2 separate regions of the Homo sapiens genome follow, and region 1 is linked to region 2. Evidence: chromatin contacts called from ENCODE Hi-C or POLR2A ChIA-PET data. All regions are on one chromosome and are shown on one strand. Each heading gives the region's core, a stretch centred on a gene start or an enhancer-like site at or near the end of the contact. The rest is flanking DNA. Distances are from core to core; before and after follow the strand shown.

The links. A loop is a pair of places that touch in the nucleus more often than their neighbours do. ChIA-PET counts read pairs that join two places held with the same protein, here RNA polymerase II (POLR2A). Pooled maps may share reads with other maps.
Region 1: a map of breast epithelium shows a loop between it and region 2 (11-fold over the local background). The contact joins two enhancer-like sites. A Hi-C loop is called at or near these places in 1 of 168 maps with a recorded cell type or tissue (breast epithelium), 3 of 37 single-sample maps with no recorded cell type and 7 of 50 pooled maps. POLR2A ChIA-PET finds 5 or more read pairs at or near these places in 2 of 52 experiments (OCI-LY7 and activated CD8-positive, alpha-beta memory T cell).

Annotation. Positions count from the first base shown.
Region 1 is chr3:122,693,862-122,697,165 of GRCh38, forward strand. PARP14 (poly(ADP-ribose) polymerase family member 14) reads left to right here. Exons shown (of 17, transcript NM_017554.3): 5 at 1,565-1,801. Among named protein-coding and RNA genes, the nearest start is that of PARP14, 15 kb to the left of the region's middle. Within about 2 kb of position 1,315, at least 3 of the 41 ENCODE cell types and tissues checked have a DNase peak (open chromatin) inside an H3K27ac peak, as active enhancers do.
Region 2 is chr3:122,481,730-122,485,275 of GRCh38, forward strand. The region is part of intron 2 of KPNA1 (karyopherin subunit alpha 1); the gene reads right to left. Among named protein-coding and RNA genes, the nearest start is that of KPNA1, 31 kb to the right of the region's middle. RefSeq lists an enhancer at 1,443-1,502. Within about 2 kb of position 1,507, at least 7 of the 41 ENCODE cell types and tissues checked have a DNase peak (open chromatin) inside an H3K27ac peak, as active enhancers do.

The DNA.
Region 1 (3,304 bases), core at 65-2,564, 210 kb after region 2:
AAAAGAAAAAGAAAAGTGCTTAACAACTTAACGTAGTACCTGAGACGTAGTAATGACTGAAAGGGAGCTATTCTTATTTCAAATTTATTACTGTTTCTTACAAAGGAAAAACTAAATGGACTTGCTTTTGTTCATCGATCAGAATCTTGAATGCTTAATATGTGCCAGGCACTGGTCTAGGTGCTGTGGGCACAGAGATGAATAATCAGGTTCCTGCCCTTGAGAAACTCATAGCCTGGGGTCAGGGAGGAAGCCCATATGTAAACAAATAAAGAAGGTCCAAGAGAAGAAGCTGTCTCTAAGCTGTGAACAAAAAGCTGTGGGAAATGGGAGGAAAGGGACCCAAACAAGGTGGCTTGGTCTTGCTTCTGTGAAGTTTATATTCATAATGTCCAGAATATATTCCATCTGCTTGACATAGATCTTTCCCTATCCATCTGGTAAACCCCTCTTCATTGTTCAAAACCCAGATCAGAGCCACTTACTCTGGGAACCATTGTCTGATTCCCAGTATTAGTCTTCCCACCTCATTTGATCCCACAATAGGCAATTTATTTGCTCTCAAGACTTGCTCCCACATGGATGATGCACTGGCAAAGATTTGTTATATTTATTTCTGTATCCTCAGATCCTAGCACAGTGCCTGGCACATCGTGGGCCCACCATCAATACTTATTATTATTATTATTTTAAGATAGAGTCTTGCTCTGTCGCCCAGGCTGGAATGCAATGCAGTGGCGTGATCTCAGCTCACTACAAGTGATTCTCCTGCCTCAACTTCCTGAGTAGCTGGGACTACAGGCGCGCACAACCATGCCTGGCTAATTTTCGTATTTTTAGTAGAGACGGAGTTTCACTATGTTGGCCAGGCTTTTCTCGAACTCCTGATCTCAGGTGATCCGCCTGCCTTGGCTTCCCAGAGTGCTTAGATTACAGGCATGAACCACCACGCCCGGCCAATACTTATTATTAAAGAGACAATTGAGTTGAGTCCTAAAAGATGAATAGGATCAAGACAAAAACTAGAGAAGAGCATTCCAAATGCAGGAAATTGTATACACAAAGACCCTTTCAAGGAGAAGGGGTTTTACAAAAATAATGACTAGTTTTTGTGGCAACACGGACAATAAAATGAATGGCAGGGAATAACCGAAGGTGATGCTTGGAAATTAGTTTCGAGTCACATCACCAAGGGCATTGTACACCTGGCTGAGGAGTGTCAACGCTCATACCTGCAGGTAATGGGGAGCCATTGAAGGGCTTGAGAAAGGGGTGAAATGAGATTTGTAGGGAAAACCCTCAGGAGGGTTGGTGAGGTCTGGGGCAGGAAGTGGGGACACAGCTCAGTGGCAGCAATCCAAGTAAGACATTCGTGTGTGTGTCGCCCAGCGACTGGGAGTTTTAGGTATGTAAATTCTCATGTAGGTATTAAAATCTTGTGTCTAAAAATGGAGTGCTTAGCTCTTCCTTTTATTTCAATTAGTAGCCAGACATTTTCTTCTATACAACATAAAGATACAATAAAAATTTACTGATTTTCTTTCTTTTTTTTTTTGGTTTGTAGATACTATAAGATTTGTTGATGATTGTACCAAGCACCATTCAATTAAACAACTTCAGCTTTCTCCAAGACTTCTGGAAGTGACAAACACAATCAGGGTTGAAAACCTGCCACCTGGTGCTGATGACTACAGTTTAAAACTTTTCTTTGAAAATCCCTATAATGGAGGGGGAAGAGTTGCCAATGTTGAATATTTTCCTGAAGAGAGTTCAGCTCTGATTGAATTTTTTGACAGAAAAGGTAATATTTATTAACCTGTCATACCTGGCATAATCTAGGCCATTATTAGCAGAGCTTAATAGTTATAAATTTAGTTCTGATGTGTTTTATTTGTTTATTTATGTATTTCTTTGGGAATTGAATAAATAATCCTGTTCATCTGCGATATGATGCTTAATAAGGCCAGTGATTCAGACTTTAGAGAAGCAAAATCAAGTTTTTGAAAGATATAAGGAGGTTTTTTCATGAGTCTCTACCTATGATGGGCTGAAAAATATATTCTTGGGATCTTTGAAATAATATATTAAAAAGGAGATGATCTGTGTTTTAGCCACACACTTGATAGAAGCTCTCAAATTAATTATGACAAGGTTAGGTAAAGAAATACTCAGCAACTCATAGAGTTCCTATAAAGTACCACTCCTTTCACCTATTGTATCATCATTCAAAAATGGACAGGAGTGGTTTCACATGACCAGTGGATGCCTGCTGGACTATTGTTTGGAGTGACCCTGTGAAACCCATGTCTAGCTGAACCTTAGAGAAACACTTCTGAGTGTTTTGTGATATAGACTGCCAGTTCTCTGAGGCATATGCAAGGTCAGCTTGGAGGTTCCACTTGTGTTCAGAAGTCAAGGCTGAGCAGAAGGAATTAGGGGGCCAGGCTTCTTGGGAAAAGAAGGAAAACTGTGCCTGGGATTAATCAGGGTGGGGCATGACATAGGATAATGTGGTATGCCACCCACTTGAGAGAAGTTGTTTCAACAAGGTACTTGAAGGAACCTCCCTTTTCCCAACTCAGTTTTCATGTGTTGGGAAAACTGGATGAAAGTATGGTTTGAATTAAAATGGAATGAAAGACCTACTATTCCTTGGGCAAAGGGACAAAGAGGAGCTTCTGTCACATATTCAAATCTCCCTCTGCCTGGTCTTGGGCCCAGGGAGAGAGAGGGGTACATAAAATCCTCTACCCTAGAAATTAACCTCCCAGTTTGTGGTGAGAGTTGATATTTTCAGGGCTTTCAAACATCTTTAGGGCATGGGGCTGTTGGGTTTGTCCTCAGAAGGGCTATTCTGCACATATACAACTAATGTTAAGTACTATTTAATTAAGGTTTATTTTCTGCCAGAGCTATTCATGTAAACTCTATGAGGCACTCTCAAAGGTTCCCTTTCTCCCTGATCTCTTTGCACCATCTAACTTTTTTGACCACACCTCCTCCTCCAAACTCACTCATTCTCTGTCCTCCACCATCTGTGATTTACTGACTTTCTTTTATGTTCTCTAGCTTCTCCTTTTTATTTTTTATTTTCATTTTATTATGTATTTGAGACAGGGTCTCACTGTCTCTCAGGCTGGAGTGCAGTGGCATGATCATGGCTCACTGCAGCATCAGCCTCCCCAGGCTCAGGTGATCCTTCCACCTCAGCCTCCAGAGTAGCTGGGAGTACAGGTGCATGCCACCATACCCAGCTAATATATTGTATTTTTAGTAGAGATGGAGTTTCGCCATGTTTCCCAGT
Region 2 (3,546 bases), core at 257-2,756:
GCTGGAGTGACTGTATTGTAATGTCAGACAAGTTGGTTCAAGATAAATAATATATCAGAAAGTAGGTAATTTCATAATGATCAAGGAGTCAATTCATCAAGAAGATGTAAGAACTCTAAACATTTATATATCTATTCAACTAGGAACAGAAGAGAACTTCCTTAACGTCATATGACATTTTGGGCTCAATGAAATTTTTTTTTAAGGTTTTAAAGAAACTCTCCTAAAAAAGTTTTTCTTTAGCATACTGTATAAGAACATACATAGAAATAAAAACTTTTTAAAAAGAGAGAGAACTTCCTTAATCTCATAAAATACACACATGCATCACTTAACAAGAGTCTGAGAAATACATCACACGACTTCATCATCATGTGAACATCACAGATTGTAGTTACACAAACCTAGATGGAATAGCTACTACACGCCTAGGCGATATGATATGCCCTATTGCTCCTAGGCTACAAACTTGTACAGCACGTTACTGTACTGAACACTGGAGGCGATTTTAACCCAAAGGTAAAAATTTGCATATCAAAACATAGAAAAGGTACAGTAAAAATATGGTAATTATAATCTTATGGGACCACATCATATATGTGCTCCATAGCTGATGGAAACATAGTTATATAGTACATGACTATATATGAAAAACCTGTCATTAACATCACAGGTAATGAAAGACCCACTACTTTTCATCTAAGGTCAGAAATAAAACAGATAGGTCTGTTTTTATTATTTTCATTCAACACTGCACCATTAAGTTCTAGTCAGTACAACCAAACAAGTTAAAGAAATAAAAGTCATCCAGATAAGAATGGAAAATAAGGAAACTTTTATCTGTAGATGACATGATTGCCTATGTAAAAAACCCAATGGAATCTATAACAAAGGGACTAGAACTAACAAGTGAGTTCAGCAAGCTTTAGGAGATCAATATACAAAATTAAATTGCATTTCTACATATTAACAATGAACAACTGAAATCTAAAAAATAACAATTACAACAGCATCAATAAAAATGAAATACTTAGGGAAAAATCTGACAAAAGATAAAAATCTGTAAGACCTATACACCAAAAACTACAAATTGCTAAGAGAATGTAAAGATGACCTAACCCCCGCAGCAGGTCTCAGTAGCTGGTAGAGACTGGGGAGGACGGGATGGGACGGGATGGGACGGGACAGGACAGCAATAGCTAGGCAGCCTAGCTTCACCAAGGCTCTCGCGCCTCTCCACCACCAAAATATCAAAGAGGAAGGAAGGTCAGCTCAGCTGAAGGGATAGTGAAGGAAGAGCCCAGGTGGAGACCCAGCACAGTTCTCAGCTAACTCTGCTCCTACAAAAGTGGACAGGAAACCAAAAAAGGCAGCAGGAAAGGATACATCTTCAGACAAAACAAAAGTGAAAAGGAAAGCAGAGAAAATACATCGCAGTGGCAAACCAAGAAACTAAAGATTTACCTACCTACAGAAAACAGAGAAACTAAACTGAGAAAGCCAGAGGAAAAAAAAGCCAAGTGTGATTAATATCACATACCTTGTCTTATGAGTCATTCCTGTTTCCCTTCTTGTACTATCCACAGGAATTTTCTGGTTTTTTCATTGTTGTTGTTTTGTTTTGTTTTTTTTAAATTGGAGTTTCACTCTTGTTGCCGAGGCTGGAGTACAACGGTATGGTCTAGGCTCACTACAACCTCCACCTCCCAGGTTCAAGCAATCCTTCTGCTTCAGCCTCACAAGTAGCTGGGATTACAGGCGCCCACTACCACACCTGGCTAATTTTTGTATTTTTAGTAGAAACGGGGCTTCAACATATTGGCCAGGCTGGTCTTGAACTCCTGACCTCAGCTGATCCACCCGCCTCAGCCTCCCAAAGTGCTGGGATTACAGGTGTGAGCCACCGTGCCCAGCCTAGAGGAATATTTTCATAAACTATTTTGTAAATATAAGTTTTCTAGTAGCTCTAGAAACATTTTTAAAAGGAGGGAATCCCACCTCATCCCATTTTTTAAGTGTAAATGCTTTTCTTAAGAGGTGAAATCATTTGCTGGTTGTTTATTTTTTGGTACAACCAGAAAATAGTGTGGGATACTGAATTATGGGAGGCTCTGACATTCCATAGATGAGGGATTAGTTTTTATATCCTACAATACAAAGTATACAAAATGGCAATATGGAATCACAGTCCTGCATTTAATGTCTTGAATATTTTAAATTACTTCTATTCCTATGTTATTTTTTAGCAGAATTGTTTCCTAAAGAAAACCACTCCTTGATCATGGCTCTCCCTATCAGAATTGTGCATACTCTGTAAAATCTTCAGTCATGGTAGTGCTGTTTTCCTAATAACTTTGTTAATGTACTGCAAAAGATTGAAAATTTGAATATGTAGTATATATGCTATTAAACTGTGAATTGGTGGGATGTATGCAGTAACTTAACATTTTAAGATACTGGTACTGGACAGCCTCTTAAAAATTTGCCTCCAGATTTTAAGCTGGAAACTCACTGGAATAACTGTTTAAAAAAGAATTACAATACACAGCTTTTTAGATTTTTAGTACATAAGAACTGTGTACAAACTGAAATGTCTGTATACTAATCCTCAACACAACCAATAAAATCTCAATTATAAAAAATAAACATGACCGGGCACAGTGGCTCACGCCTGTAATTCCAGCACTTTGGGAGGCCGAGGCAGGCAGATCACCTAAGACCAGCCTGGCCAATATGGTGAAACCTCATCTCTACTAAAAATTCAAAAATTAGCTGGCATGGTGGTGGGCGCCTATAATCCCAGCTGCTTGAGAGGCTGAAGCAGAATTGTTTGAGCAAGGGAAGCAGAAGTTGCAGTGAGCTGAGATCACACCACTGCACTCCAGCCTGGGAGACAGAGTGAGACTCCGTCTCAAAAAAAAATAATAATAAAAAAAATAAATAAAATAAAGGAAAGCAAAGGAAAGGAAGAAAGAAAGATGACATAAATAAATGAAGATACTGTGCTCATGGGTCAGAGGACTCAAGATTGTTAACAGTATCAATTCTCCAAACTGATTTATAGATTCAACATAATCCCAATCAAATTCCCAGCAGGCTTTCATGTACAAACTGAATAGCTGATTCTAAAGTTCATATAAATGTGAAGGACCTACAATAACCAAAACAACGTTTTACTTTTTTTAAGGGATGAGATCTCGCTTTGACGCCCAGGCTGGAGTGCAGGGGCACAATCATACCTCATTGCTGCCTCGAATTTCTGGGCTCAAGCAATCCTTCTACCTCGGCCTCTTGAGTATCTGGGACTATAGGTGCATGCTAATTAGTTTTGTTGTTGTTGCTGTTGTTGTTGTTTTGTTCTTTCTGTAGAGATGGTGTCTCGCCACCTTACCCAGGCTGGTCTCAAACTCCTGTGCTTAAGCAATCTTCCCGCCTCGGCCTCCCAAAGTGCTGAGATTACAGGCATGAGTCACTGCACCCAGACCAAAACAATTTTGAAAAAGAAAAAGTTGGAGCTCTAACACTACCTGATTTGAAACTAATCTT